2 separate regions of the Mus musculus genome follow, and region 2 is linked to region 1. Evidence: chromatin loops called from intact Hi-C (ENCODE). Cell type or tissue: left cerebral cortex. All regions are shown on one strand. Links, peaks and the distances in the headings refer to the core of each region. The heading gives the core; the rest is flanking DNA.

Region 1 (7,631 bases), core at 1,166-6,165:
CCTCCACTCCCCTACCCACCCACTCCCCCTTTTTGGCCCTGGTGTTCCCCTGTACTGGGGCATATAAAGTTTGCGTGTCCAATGGGCCTCTCTTTCCAGTGATGGCCGACTAGGCCATCTTTTGATACATATGCAGCTAGAGTCAAGAGCTCCGGGATACTGGTTAGGTCATTATGTTGTTCCACCTATAGGGTTGCAGATCCCTTTAGCTCCTTGGGTACTTTCTCTAGCTCCTCCATTGGGAGCCCTGTGATCCATCCATTAGCTGACTGTGAGCATCCACTTCTGTGTTTGCTAGGCCCCGGCATAGTCTCACAAGAGATAGCTACATCTGGGTCCTTTCGATAAAATCTTGCTAGTGTATGCAATGGTGTCAGCGTTTGGATGCTGATTATGGGGTGGATCCCTGGATATGGCAGTCTCTACATGGACCATCCTTTCATCTCAGCTCCAAACTTTGTCTCTGTAACTCCTTCCCAGGGTGTTTTGTTCCCACTTCTAAGGAGGGGCATAGTGTCCACACTTCAGTCTTCATTTTTCATGAGTTTCATGTGTTTAGGAAATTGTATCTTATATCTTGGGTATCCTAGGTTTTGGGCTAATATCCACTTATCAGTGAGTACATATTGTGTGAGTTCCTTTGTGAATGTGTTACCTCACTCAGGATGACGCCCTCCAGGTCCATCCATTTGGCTAGGAATTTCATAAATTCATTCTTTTTAATAGCTGAGTAGTACTCCATTGTGTAGATGTACCACATTTTCTGTATCCATTCCTCTGTTGAGGGGCATCTGGGTTCTTTCCAGCTTCTGGCTATTATAAATAAGGCTGCTATGAACATAGTGGAGCATGTGTCCTTCTTACCAGTTGGGGCATCTTCCTGAACAGAACAGCAATGGCTTGTGCTGTAAGATCGAGAATTGATAAATGGGACCTAATGAAACTCCAAAGTTTCTGCAAGGCAAAAGACACCGTATATAAGACAAAAAGACCACCAACAGATTGGGAAAGGATCTTTACCTATCCTAAATCAGATAGGGGACTAATATCCAACATATATAAAGAACTCAAGAAGGTGGACTTCAGAAAATCAAATAACCCCATTAAAAAATGGGGCTCAGAACTGAACAAAGAATTCTCACCTGAGGAATACTGAGTGGCAGAGAAGCACCTGAAAAAATGTTCAACATCCTTAATCATCAGGGAAATGCAAATCAAAACAACCCTGAGATTCCACCTCACACCAGTCAGAATGGCTAAGATGAAAAATTCAGGTGACAGCAGATGCTGGCGTGGATGTGGAGAAAGAGGAACACTCCTCCATTGTTGGTGGGATTGCAGGCTTGTACAACCACTCTGGAAATCAGTCTGGCGGTTCCTCAGAAAATTGGACATAGTACTACTGGAGGATCCAGCAATACCTCTCCTGGGCATATATCCATTCTATATTTCTTAGAATGGTTCTTGAACGTGTGTTGTGGCAAAATGATGAGAGAGTATATCCATGGAAATAATAATGTAGGAGAAGCAGTGGGGTTTACCCATAAATGCAAGGAGAAGAGAACTCTTGTCATCTTAGACATGGGATGGTCTAAACAGGATCTTAAACTCAGGGTGCATAATTTAATTTGTTACATCATATTGTTAGAAACTAAACAGTATTTTCTTTCCCATAAGAGCTTTTGTTTTTGCATGTAGATGTAGACACTAACTGCTTGGACTGTATACTTCAATAAATATTGTCAAAGAATATGATATTAGATTCGAAGAGGAAAAGAATTTTGAAATGAATAAAAAGGAGTAGTCATTAGTGCTCTGTGCAAGTGCAGTCAAACACACAGATTGCAGAAAGCATGTGTTTTTAGTGGTGTCTTCAGGGCATCTTCAAATAAATAATTCATTTTAGTGCTCTGCGTGGTTGAGATTCTGCATGGCATTTTCCTGAAATTTCTGGGCTTCCTTATTTCTTGAACCCTGTCTAGGATGCTGATAAAACCAACTTTAAACTTGTTAAGATTATTTGATGCCATACTTTAAAGGTATAATGAAAAGGAATTTATTCAGAAACACTGCAAGGGGTTTGCATTCAGCTTTGAATATTATAATGACAATTGGGAAATTATATCGAAGCACAGAGCAGAAATTTTTGTGTGAAAAATGACCAAGAAGAAACATTAGGTATGGGGTGGGGTTGAGGTTATGGCTAAACCAACTGAATAAGATTCTTTCTGATCACATATTACTAGGAAATGGTAAAAGATGAATATTGAATCTGTTATTGTTAGCAATGTAAAAGTAACTTTTATTGGCCTTATGTAATTGTTGTCTTGGAGGCTTACTGCTGAAATAGCTCACCCTTTCTAGAACTCTGGCTGACTGGTTCAACTCAGTTGTTTTGGCTTAAAATGCTCTCCATCCTGACTGATTCAAATTGGCTTCTCTTGGCTTCTGACTGAATTGCTGTTTGGCTTCAAACTAACTGTGACAGTCATCCTAATCTTACTCCTCATTCTCTGGCTTGTTCTATATTCATCTGTGTCTAGCTTGTACTCTCATCAACCTGTCTCTGCAAAACTGTCCCAGTAATACTACCTCCTCCCCCCCTCTTGTATTGCTCTCTTATGTAGCCTCCTTTCTCTTACGTGTTCTCCAGAGAGTTGAGCATATCCTTTCTCTGAGTTATTTCCTATGATTAATTAATTTCTCTACTCCTCAATTAGAAGTCACTTTTAAACATGGCCGCTTCCTTTTACAAATTAACCTAACATATATTGTTTGGGATTAAAGGTGTGTACTAATGGCATGTCTGTATTCCAGCTCTATCACATTGACCTAAAAGATTCAAATACTTGGAGAGCAGCTGGATTAAAATTCCTCTACAGGACAATATGTCTGGAGAGAAGGTGAGTTCCTGTTAAACAGCATTAGCCATGTTCTAGAAAAAGTAGATTTTTATAAGGAAGTGTACATATGGGACTAGAAGGTTCAGCAGTCTGACAAATATTTAGATAAGGAAAGGATTGTTGCTTAATGTATAAGTTATGAATTTGAGGCTTTGTAAAGCAGACCATATAGGAGAGTGTGAAATTAAAATTGTTATGATTAACTTTATCTGTAGGTTTATCTCTTTAAAAGTGTTAGAAAATAAGTGGAAAATAGGAGGTAATTTCAACTATCCATGTCCCACACTGTAGCAGATGAATGGTAGAGATTCAGAGCCAGGTGCTGTCAGGACATATGCATCTTCCTGGGGTTGGTAGCAAGGGAGCTTGCAGACAGAAGGACATCATTAGGTGTTCATGTAATCTCCCTTTTAATTAAGTGGTACATGAAGGCGAGAGGATGTGTGTGGGAGAGGAAATAACTCAGATGCCAGAATCCAGAATAGGAAACATTCAAATTCAAAACTCTAGGGAAGATAAAAATACATTAATGCACAAATGTTGATTCTATTCTTGATACTATAATTTTAATTCAATTTACAAGAGCCGAAGAGTGTTTTTCATTTCTGTAATCTTAGCTCAGAGTGGTATTTCTACTTGGCTTTTAAAAACTTCCCTTAAGTCATGATTTAATGTGATGACTATATTAAGATGTAAAAGTGAGCTGCTGGATGAAGTCTGAATGGGACACACTGTGCTCACCAGTGTTGTAAATTCTGTGATCCAAACCCAGGACCATATGGCTTAAAACTCAATAAGGCAAGTGATGAGGCAAAATATCCTCTATCCATAAGCTACCCCAAATTTGAGGACAGATTCCTTATCCCTCCTTGAAAAGAATATGTTTCTGATTTCTCTTATGAAATGGTTGAGAAAGCAGGGCTTATTTTTAGTGACTTTAGTTCCCATCCTGTTTTTGCTCATCACTACGCTACCTGCTTTGTTAAGGAAGCACACCCACTCAGTACTGTGGCAACAGGGACATGCACTTTTTTATTGCTGCTTCCACAAAAAATGCTTGCTGGAGTCAGAATAAGTCTTTTACCATAAGTATAATAAAAAGTTCTTATTTTCATTGAATCATTTTAACATCTATTTTCATATAATTAAACAAAAGAATTTTGGAGCTGGCTCAGTGGTTAAGAGCACTCTCTGCTCTTCCAGAGAACCAGTATTTGATTCCAAGCATGCATGTGGTGACTGACAACCATTTATGACGGGGTTGCAGGAAATTTGATGGTCTCTTCTGGTCTCTCTGGTCACCAGAAACTCACTTGATACACATATATACATGCAGGTGATACACATATGCACATAACATAAAAATGAATAAGCCCTTTTAAAATAACTTTAAAATCAAAACAAGACAAAAATCTTCCTATACTTTCTCTCTCACCCTGGATAAAACTTGCAAATGATGAGAAACTCCAATTAAACTCAGTGGGCAACATACCAGAGGAAGACCTGGAAGTAGAGGAGTCTTTCTGAGAGGAGGTACAGCAAGAGAACGTCAGGTAAGAGAGCGAACTGGGGTGAAGATGAGAATAATTAATTGTATAAAATTAATTGTATGAACCTGACAAACAGTAAAATCATTTAAAAATTAATATTAAAATTTTGAAATATTTTTAAATAAAGGACTTGTTTTGTGATGCTCAAATGGTATAATGAGCAAAAAAAAATTCTTTTTAATGTAAAATTATTCTTTCATGGTTAAGCATGACCAAAAGAAACTACTATTTATTTAGTGTAATTAAGAAGATAACTTATGACAGGCAGTGATGGCGCACGCCTTTAATCCCAGCACTTGGAAGGCAGAGGCAGGCAGATTTATGAGTTTGAGGCCAGTCTGGTCTACAGAGTGAGTTCCAGGACAGCCAAAACTACAGAGAAAACCTGTCTCGAAAAAACTAAAGCAAAACAAAGAGTAAAGAAGATACTTTATGAGGAGTACGTAACAGGGTTACAGGCAGTTATTGCTTATGGGTGTTTGCTCTATGAACTTTACTACTTTTCTTTGTATTTATTTATGAGCAGAGATTTAAAAAAATACCCAACAACATTAGCATGACCTGAACTGATATTTAGATAATGGAAACAGTGTGCTTCCCCCTTCTTTCTTTTTTCTCTCTCCTCTCTTTTCTCTTTGTCTCTGTCTCTCTCTTTCTCAGATGCCCCCCCACCATACAGATACACACACCCGTACACCCTTCTTGCTTAATGGGTCTCTACTTGACACTGTCTCCTTTTGTATATATACCTATAACACTTTTCCCCCTTTATATCTCATTCTTATTGGTTTTTACTATTGTTTCTTCTTGAAATTTCTAAATTCAAACTCTTTTTGTATTGTCTTAAATTGGTCCTCTTTTTTTTTTGTATTTTATTTCATTACTTATCTAGTCATAAAAGCTATCCCCCCCCTTTCCATACCCCTCTCTTATTTTCTAGTCTAAATAGAAAGAAAAAAACACATTTTTTCACAAGGTTAGTAGGTAGACTCCCCTGCTGTAGTGTATGGAGTCTCCCCTTAAGTTATAGCATCTCACTAGCCCTACACAATGTGCCTCCCCATGACCAGACTTGTTTCTCCATTGGAAAAAAAGGGGGACCAAAAATGTCTTTGATTTGAGTTTCTAGTGCTGCAACGAACACCATGACCAAAAAGCAAGTTTTAGGGGAAAGGGTTTATTCAGCTTTCACTTTCACATTGCTGTTTATCACCAAGGGAAATCAGGGCAGGAACTCACACAAAACAGAAACCTGCAGGCAGGAGCTGATGCAAAGGCCAAGGAGAAGAGGTGTCTTTTGGCGTGCTTCACATGGCTTGCTTAGCCTACTTTCTTAAAGAACCTAGGACTACTGTCCTAGGATGGCATCACCCACAGTGGGATAGGTCCTCCATCATTGGTCACTAATTAAGAAAATACTCTACAACCGGATCTTATGGAGGTATTTTCTCAATTGAGACTCCTCCCATTCTGATTACTCTTGCTTTGGTCAAGTTGACATAAAAGCAGTTAGCACAGAACCTCACAGATCTGACTGGTTATATGAAGCAGTTTAAGTTTGCCAGCATATTTATTAAGCTAAAATAGGATTGAATATGATTATAATAGGATTAATAGGATTAGATCTACTACCTGTTTAAAACCAGTATGTTTTATCTACCCATATATATATATCAGAGAAGGTAATACTGATGATTTAACAGTAATTTAGAACTAGGGAAACCACTCAATATCCCTTGGTGTCCTTGCTGAGTCAATATGTGAGGTGCTGAGTTTCATCTTAAGCACTTGAAAGGGAAATGAAGGAAGAGAGAAAGAGACAGAGAGAGAGAGAGAGAAAGTGAGAGAGAGAGAAAGTGAGAGAGAGAGAGAAAACACTAAAAACCAATTTGTGCTTAAAAGAAGCTATTTCAAAATTATCTTCAGTTACAATGTAAAACCGAATGTCATGCCTTCTCATATGTCACTGCTTGGTTCCTCCCTTATGAACACTGGTGAACTTTTAATTGCTCATTACTCTTTTATTTTTGCCTGTGAGTGAATTTATAAATAATTTTGGAGCAAGGCACAAAAATGTACACTAAGAAAACCTCAGGTAAATAATTAACATATCAAAATATTTTCAAGTAAAAGGGATAATTGTTTAGAATAAAAGTTGAGAAAACATTTGTAGAAATCAAACTTATTAGGAGTGATGGACCTATTCATCATTTTGAGTGTGGTAATGAGTCTGCATAATGTGTCAACTTGTCATTTGCAAACTGTCATTTAGAATATCTTTTTGATTTCTTTCCTATTCTGAGCATTATAAATCTTAAAGAAAAGCCATATCTAAATAACTAAGAAGTTAACTGCTAGAGTTAGGCATTCTATCAAGAAAGGAGGAACACTGGTCACAATAATTACTAATAAGTTATCTTTTTCACATTTGTACAACCAAAACATGTGTGACCTTCAAATAAGATGAGATTTTATGTCAGATAATTGGACTAATCATAGTCTCATACCCATCTGTCTGTGGACAAAATATATTCCTTCAAAATGTTCTATATAAGCATTTTGTTTGTAGTTGTCAGCATAAGAGCCTTTTGTGCAAGGCCCTTAGGATATGCTCTCTTCTGATCAGCTGGCACTTGTTAATAATATTCTCATCTCACCCACCATTTTCTTCCCTACCAAGGTTCTAGAAACAAACTAAGAGTTTATCTAGTAATTGTAAGAGTTTTTGGGGGGATGTATGTGCATTAAAATCTAGTAGATTATATAAATCAAATAGGAAAGGTACATTAATATACCTTTACCTATATCAAGCAGTTAATAGTAAGTAAATATTATTTCCTTTCAGAAAACCATGAAAATCAGCCCCAAAGTAAGTGAACTAAGGATTTGAATAGATCACTTACTAAAAAGAAAATGTAACAAAATTGTGTTAAAATACTCGTTTCCCCATGATTAAAGAAATGCAAAATCATACCTCATGGGGGAAATCTCTCTCTTTTTTTTTTTTTTTTTTGTCTGACTAAGACCAAAACCTTGCTGATGTCAAGAAACACACACACACACATGTTCCATATGGAATCCCATAATATGGAGAAAATTACTACTGTAAGTTAAAATTTTATATAAGTGTATTGATTTATAAATATGGCACATTATACATTTGAAAGTAATCCTGGCT
Region 2 (7,631 bases), core at 1,137-6,136, 400 kb before region 1:
AAGATGTTGTGGGTATTCATATTTTCTATAATAATATGATTCTAGCTAATATAGCATTCCTAGATTTCATAATCTGGAGAAAAGTTGACAGCTTGGGAAGTCTAACAAATCATGAGGATGAAGAGAAAGGAGTATGGGTGTTGGACAGAAGGCTTTCCATTCTTCTGTACTATCAAAATAGAAAAATCACAAGGCTTTTCCCTCCACATACTCCACATACTCCTCCTTTTCTCTTCTCCCTAGTCTTCCCAGGAACAGCTGTTTAGTTGAGGGTCTCTTGTATTTGTGCCCAGGCTCCTTCCTGCGTCTTAGTCCAAGTTGCCACATGCATTCCTAAATTAGCAAATGTATGTGGCTGGCTTTGGTCTCCTATCCAGTCTTTGCTGGCATACTAGTTTCTGTGGACAGTATTGGGTGAGAAGCTTTCTTGCCTGCTTTTTGCCTGATGGTTGCTTACTGCACATAGGTTCAAAACTGCAAACTCAAAAGCCTCCGAGATACAGCAGCTTTAAGATTGCACTGAAGCATCCCTGAAATTAACGGCAAATATTCTCTCTTGTGAGGAGTAATTAGGAAGCCAGCGTTGGTCTTTGAACCAAAGCAGAAAGGGCTCAGTGAATGGCTTTGACCAAGTAGGATGCAGTTCCAAACCCACACAGCTCTCAAGACCTCAACACACATAGGTTTCTAATTTTTCTTTTCCACAACCTTCCTCAATTTCCAACGACCAAGGGTTCAGCCTTCTTTCCTCCCCTCAATATTTTTGATTAGGGGCTCAGTCCAGAACTGAGTCCAGAACTGCTTCCCTGATCTCCAGACACCAAGCACACCTAATTAAAGATTGCCATTGGCCATGAAAATATCTGTGAAACGAGCCTGTATGGGATCAAGGATTTTTAGTCCTCTAGGCAGGGCTAGGTGGACTTCAGAAAGTGCCAAGAAAGACAAGGTCTCTGGAGTTTACTCACCAATAATCTCAAATTCTCTACTGAGTTTTTCACTCTACTGAATGGGATTGACTTCAAGTTGTATGATTTTGGGGTACCCAGGCCCAGGGAGTAAGAGTGTCAACAACCCAGATACTCCATTGAACTGGACGCAAGCTAGTGCTTTTGAAGGCTTGCTTACTTTTCTTTCTTCCTTCCTTTCTTTCTTCCTTCCTTTCTTTCTTTCTTTCTTTCTGTCTGTCTGTCTGTCTGTCTGTCTTTCTTTCTTTCTTTCTTTCTTTCTTTCTTTCTTTCTTTCTTTCTTTCTTTCTTTCGTGTTCACCACAACTCCTAGCTACATTTATTTCTTGCTTATTTTTCTTGCTTGTGGGTTTTGCCTTTAACAGACCTTGAAGTCAACCAAACTCCCCACATGGTGGCTCTCTTGACTAAAAAGTTGGGCATTGAATTGTAAATTTTAAATGCGTAGTCCTGGAGATTTTTAAATGTCTTTCCAGATGGAACTCATTTCAGAATTCAAGTGGGAGGCAAAAGTGGGAATTTTAATGGAGTTCACCTTTGACTCAAAAGTCAGGAGAACCACTGTAGGCAATAGTTTTGGACAAGTTTGTTATGAAAAGCAGTCCTGCTGGATTATCTTTCCTGTTCACTGCAAGCTCTTTGTGTGAGGGCCAGGAAAGGTGGACGCTGAATATGTAGTTCAGGGATGTAGTCACCCCAACCTAAGATAGCAGACAGATATAATATAACACAAAGAGAAACATCCCCTGTGTAGAAGTAGTTTGTTGATAGTATTCAATCTAAAGCTAGGAGGAAACTAAGAGGAGACAGGCAGCTTTGGATCATTCAAAGTCAGGAAATAAGGAAAATTTTTGATAATTGGGGAAAGTATTAAACCTCAAACAAAGGTGATAATAGCATTAAAAGTGAGAAATACTGTGGCTTGGAAAAAGTACTCAGGACTAACAGCTTATTTAAACTTATTTAAACCCAAATCACAGTATAGGCAGCAGCACTCGTACTTAATTCTCTCTCTCTCTCTCTCTCTCTCTCTCTCTCTCTCTCTCTCTCTCTCTCTCTCTCACTGTGTGTGTGTGTGAGAGAGAGAGAGAGAGAGAGAGAGAGCTTCAGATAGTAAAAATGCACACTAACTGTTATTGATGCTTCTATTTTCCCTTGAAAAGAAAGGCTCTCGAGATTTCCTAGTGGACCAGAAATTTCTGAATCTTCTGAAATTACTCAGGTGCTTAGAAGGTCCCCAGTGAATGTGATCTTTTCTCATTGCTTTCTTCTTTTCATTTTATTTTTAGTTAAAAATATTAACTATCCCCCAGGGAAGGGTTCCTGGTAGCAACCTTTATCAAGACAACTTGTGCAGGGAATCCTCCTGCATTCCGAGTCTATATTTCCCTAAACAGAATTCAACATGTAAGAGAAATTCAAGAGACACACGTCACACCCTCACAATCTTAAATTTTCAATTATTGCAGAAAACACAGTGACATGGTTTCAATTTTTAAAACTAGTAAGAGCCACGGAGAGTGTGAAAGTGTGTAGACAGGAAAGGTAAAGATCCATCTGAATACTAGGACTAACTCAGAAGAAAAAGCTTTGCACTGAGGCAGGGATTAAGCAGGTTCTGAGCACTGGGACATTCGTGGACACAGAATCCAAGGGAAGATTAATATGAACAGCGGGGTGATTTAGACAATGAACTCCCACAGTAAGAGCACCACTGCCAAAGCTTCAAATTTAGAGGCTGTGGTGAAAATTAAACCAGTGGCAAATTTCAACATTTGCAGCATCTGCGCCCAAATAGTTCAGCACCAAGAGCCTGGACAGCACCACAGGCTCTCATCCTAGTCTCATCCATCAATCTATTCAGAGACAGACTGTCAACCCAGCCAGACTCATTAGATATTTACTGAAAATCCTTATAATTCTTTCCTTTAAAACACAAAACGACTTCCATGTTTAGTAGCCTATTTGAAAAAGCATATGCAAGGAATTGAGAGATCAAAATTAAAATTATTAATAGGAGATCTTGATGGTGCTTAAATCTAGAGATCAGAGTTGTCATTGGTGGGGGTTGAGTGAAAATTAAGAAAAATTAGGGACTCAATAAAAACATGACTTCACCATTCTCTAAATTCTACGAGTTCTTTACTTGTCTTTGAGAAATCAGTGAAATCGAAAACCATCAAAATAATTGGACTTCTTAAAAATTGGATTGTGTGAGTGAAAGGTGTTTATCAGAAGCGGATGACTCCGGATCTTATCATCCTGGAGGACTGCACAGAATAGTTAATATGTTCCTTGAGGGACTAGGATGCTGACGTCTTTTACTGATACCGGATCATTACGTGACTGGGGGAGAAAAAAAAGGAAGTCATATCATGAATAAAAATCGGAGTGCAACAGTGCAACCAAAATATTCTGTACTTGAAGGCAGAAAGATGTTGACAAAGAGGTGTCTCCTGAAACCACGTTCGGACAGCTTATTTTGTTAACTGCATATATAAAAACGAGCAGAAGGCCAGTCACCTCTGTCAGCAGCAGAAGCAGCAGCATCTTCAGACGCAGCCTGAGACCTCAGAGCAGAGAAGGTGCCTCCGACTCCCGACTTCCGCAAGCTGCCAGATAGTCTCCCACAGAGGCCATCTTCCCTCTCCCCCCCCCCCCCACTGACTTTTCCTCTTTTCTTACCCATTAGCTTCTTCTCCCGGTGGACTTAAGTCCACTCTGCTCCCCCTCCCTTTGGCTGCTCGCCTACTCTCTCTTCTACATCTCTCTCCTCGCCCACTTCCTTCGGTGTCACGCTCCCTCCTAGTTTTGTGCGTCTACAAAGTTTTGAGCGGAATTTTAGCCTCGGCAAACAAGTCTCCCCAGCTCCTTCAGCTAATTCCCGCGGCTTCTCTCCAGACACCAGCTCCAGACAGTGACTGATGCTTCTCGGGTTGTGATTCCAGCGCAGAAACTCGAAGGAGCCTTTGCCCGCTGTCCTACTTAGTCAACCCTTTCCTAGACACCGTAAGAGTCTAATAATAAGGGGTTTGTGTGTGTGTGTGTGTGTGTGTGTGTGTGTGTGTGTGTGTGTGTGTGTGTGTTGGGATTCTTAGCATACTAACCGATTGATTGACTACAGGCTCCCTCCTTGTGCTGCCAGCAGCATCAGTGTATTAGTTAGCCTTCTTTAGTTCAAGGTCTGGCTAGTTACTGGGTGCTGGGCACACACAAAGCTATTTTTTCGAACTATACCAAGAGAGAAGTAGTTGGACGCCCCAGCGTGGCTAACTGGTGTTTAACACAGGGAGTCACAGTTTCACTGGCTCCCCAGCTCCCAAGAGTTTCTTCGGGTTAGAAGGTAGAAAGCCAGGAGCGATTTCACTCACTGCATACCCTCTTTCCTCTCCTGCGCAGAATGACCATGTGTAGCGGAGCAAGGCTGGCCCTGCTGGTGTATGGGATAATAATGCATAGCAGTGTCTCCTGTTCACCTGCCGCCGGACTCAGCTTCCCTGGGATCAGGTAAGTGCTTCCCTAATATAAGTTAGGTTTTCCCTTAGCCAGACACCCACTTTGGTCACCTCCCTGCAGATCTGGATGTCAGGCTCCTAAACATCGCTTCCTGAGCACCTAGGCATTTCTACAGCCTTTGGTTAGGTGGACCCCTTTGGGTCCCTAGCTAAGCCTGAGGATCAGACAGGCTCTAGTACAGCCACAGACTCCCTCCTTACTCACCAGTGGAGCCCAGGGACTCAGGTAAAGAGAGTGAGTTTCCTATCTTTGTAGAAATCTTCCCTGTGAAGGTGGCAGGGTGCGCCCCCCTTCCGGCTTAGCTTTTCTTTCTTTCTTTCTTTTTTTCTTTTTCTACCTATTCTTTGAGTAAGTTGGCAAACTTCAGTTCCCAGATCAAAGCCCGGGGCGGGGGTGAGAGTGATGCTCTCCCCACTTTGCTTTGTTACTGCCTAGTCTGGACTATTGGGGCGGGGTCTCTCGCTCCTATGTCCTTCCTGTTGTCTCGTTCGAATTCTTTCCCACTGGAAGAGCTTTCTTTAAATTATGCCCTGTTTCAACTGGAGTTGGAGCCCTAGAATTCCTTGGGGTGGGGGTGTTGCCGACACACGGTTAAGGAAAAGCTATTTGAGAGACGGAATAACGCAAGAAAGAGAAAGCAATGGAGGGAGAAGAAACGGATGCGAGGGAGGGAGAGAATGCCAGCAGGCAGGAGGGGTTGGGAGGACAGCCTAGCTCAACTGGGGATGCAGAAAACCTGGCTTTTGTCTTGGCTTCTGATTCTAATAGTGAAACGCTGCCCAGGTTCCCTGTCGCAGCTCCAGAAACCCTCACACGTATTCGGGACAGTAGAAATGCGTGGGGCCGAGTGGCGTGTGTGCCGGGTGGCACTCAGGGCAGCCAGGAGAGCGCGGCGTTGAGCTGACTCTTGGAGCCCCGCCCAAGACCTCTGCCTTAGGGGTATCTGACCATTGATGTTTTGGCAGACAGAAATCCTAGTTTCTGTAACAGGATTCCAGCATGTGGTCGCAGGGCAAAGCAGGGGTGGCCAGAAAGTCTGGGACCTGGGTTGGGGTATCCCTGGGGGGGGGGGCTGGTTATGTCGGTGCGGAGGAGTTTCTCTGGCCTCTCCTGGGAGGGCCAAAAGGCAAGCAAGAGCCCGCCCCAAGAACGATTGAATCCTGACTAGTGAAGGTTATTTGTCCGGATTGCATTCTGAGTACTCCTGGAGCCCAAAGCCACCCGACTTTGCATTTTCGTCCTCTTTTGCCTGTCTTTTGTCCCACAAAGATGCGATATGTGAGGAGATGGTGAGGTCATTGGACACCTACGGAATGTCAGTCCAAGTCCACCCCTTTCCTTGCTCTTTGAGGTTGAGATGATACCCAGCCTCCCCGCCATTGCTAACAGATAGCAGGAACTCTTTGTTTAATTGACTCGAAAGCTCTTCTTTCACCTCCAGCTATTCTCAAAGTTCCGTGTGCCTAGCACTTTTCCTGGGTGATAGGCTCTGGAGTGCTCTGCCACACCACAGTATGAACCAAACTAGCTAAGTTTAGGGACATCTATTATTCATGTTCCTAGCAGATTCTCTTCAGCCTAAAATAGATGCTGGAGGTTCTCCGTGACCTACATCTGCGCAGGGAAGGGCTCCCCTGGGCTCAGCGGATCGGATGGGGGTGGCTGCTGATGAAGTTGTCCTCCTGCATCCAACCTATCCACTCATTCCTTCTATTCTTCCCTGGGTCTCCCCGTCTCCGAATCATATCATTTCTTAGGATCTGTCTCATGAGAGCTACATGCTACTTAGGGGAGCCTGGGGCAGGTGAGGGAGAAAGCGGGTGTTTTCCTTGGCAGGTGTTGGGGTCTACACGGTTGTCCAGTGGCCCTGGCGGAGATAGTTGTTTCTCCTGAGGAGGTGTGAGCGAATTTCCCTGCGGTACTTCCAGTAGGAACTGCTGCTGGGTGTAGTTCCCTTACCTTGTTCCCGGGACCATTCTGGAAGTAAGGGCAATTCTCCATGGGAGACCATAACGAAGAAGGAAAATCAACTGGACTTTCTTAGAACTTGGCAGAACTAGGAAGTGACTTTTAATGACCCTCCTTTTGGCTGTCCCGCAGACCAGAAGACGAGGCTTACGACCAGGACGGAAACCCGCTGCAAGACTTCTATGACTGGGACCCTCCCGGCGTGGGGAGCCCCGCCTCCGCGCTGCGTGACGCTTACGCCCTTTACTATCCAGCGGACAGGAGGTACAACCCGCCCGGCTTCCGCCTGTGGCTTGGGCCTAACCTGGCAGAAGGGACCGGGTAGGGGCTCTAAAAGTAGGGCTTTTTCTGTTAAAAGAAGGGTCTTTAAGCCTCCCTTCCCATGAGAGCTACAGAAAATTAGCAGTCAGATCCCTGTGGAGCCCAAGCCCCACCACGGGACTGAAAGCTCTGAGGCCAGGGAGGTGTCAGTGAGTGTGCGACTCTGTAGGTGGGGAGCTTTTGGGCCACACTAAATACCACCTTCGATTCACCCCTGGGGAACTTCCCTAAGTTACTCCCAGGTCCCGTGTCACTAGTGGCTGTTGGGTCATCCTTCTGACAGACCCAACAGTGTGAGCCTTAGCTATCATTTGAAGGGCTTGAGGCAGTGAGTGACCCACGTCGCATTCTTTGTTTCCCCATTAGAGATGTCGCCCACGAAATCCTTAACGAAGCCTATCGAAAAGTCTTGGACCAGCTGTCCGCCAGGAAGTACCTGCAGTCGGTCGTGGCCAGGGGCGCGGGGTAAGAGTTTGTGAAAGAGTTAACCTTCGAATGATGCACACGCCTTGGTGGGTGCCCGTGTAGAATCCGGATGGGGAGAGCTGGGGCAGCTTTTACGTTTGTGCGCGCCCAAGCGCCTGAGGGTGTGTCTGCGTCCTGGCAAGGAGGTGGATACTACAAGCCTTGGGCGGAGTTCTCAAAACTGGGCGTTTAAATTTGTCCTAAGAGCCAGAGAGAAGGTAAAAGGGAAAGAGGGTAGGAAAATTGGGGGTTGGACTCTTGTTCAATGAGAACAAAGTCAAATCAAATAACCTCCTTTCCAGGTTCGTGGGAGGGTTTGTCATAATTGAGGGGAGGAGCACTAGGTTTACTATAAAGGCAAACCGAAGGAACAAAGTCCCCAAATTTGTATAC

Evidence for each region. Peaks named below come from ENCODE experiments on the same cell type or tissue, not always from the same donor. Only the 100,000 strongest peaks of a DNase experiment are listed, where the experiment ranks them.
Region 2: a loop joins it to region 1, with 2.3 times the contacts of the local background. A loop is called at or near these places in 2 of 42 quality-filtered maps.

What each region holds. Positions count from the first base shown.
Region 1 is chr17:93,594,733-93,602,363 of GRCm38, forward strand. No RefSeq gene overlaps it. Among named protein-coding and RNA genes, the nearest start is that of Gm25935, 350 kb to the left of the region's middle. In left cerebral cortex, for the core only: no CTCF peak of the experiment used is centred there; DNase peaks (open chromatin) are centred at 3,342, 3,700 and 3,837.
Region 2 is chr17:93,195,646-93,203,276 of GRCm38, forward strand. Adcyap1 (adenylate cyclase activating polypeptide 1) reads left to right here and starts at 3,523. Exons shown (of 5, transcript NM_009625.3): 1 at 3,523-3,977; 2 at 4,368-4,475; 3 at 6,585-6,716; 4 at 7,140-7,238. The coding sequence starts at 4,369. Gm32465 (a long non-coding RNA gene) reads right to left here and starts at 6,616. Exons shown (of 3, transcript XR_385916.4): 1 at 6,444-6,616. In left cerebral cortex, for the core only: a CTCF peak has its summit at 1,364; DNase peaks (open chromatin) are centred at 1,400, 2,460, 3,761, 4,247 and 2 more places; H3K4me3 peaks cover 2,627 bases; H3K27ac peaks cover 1,673 bases.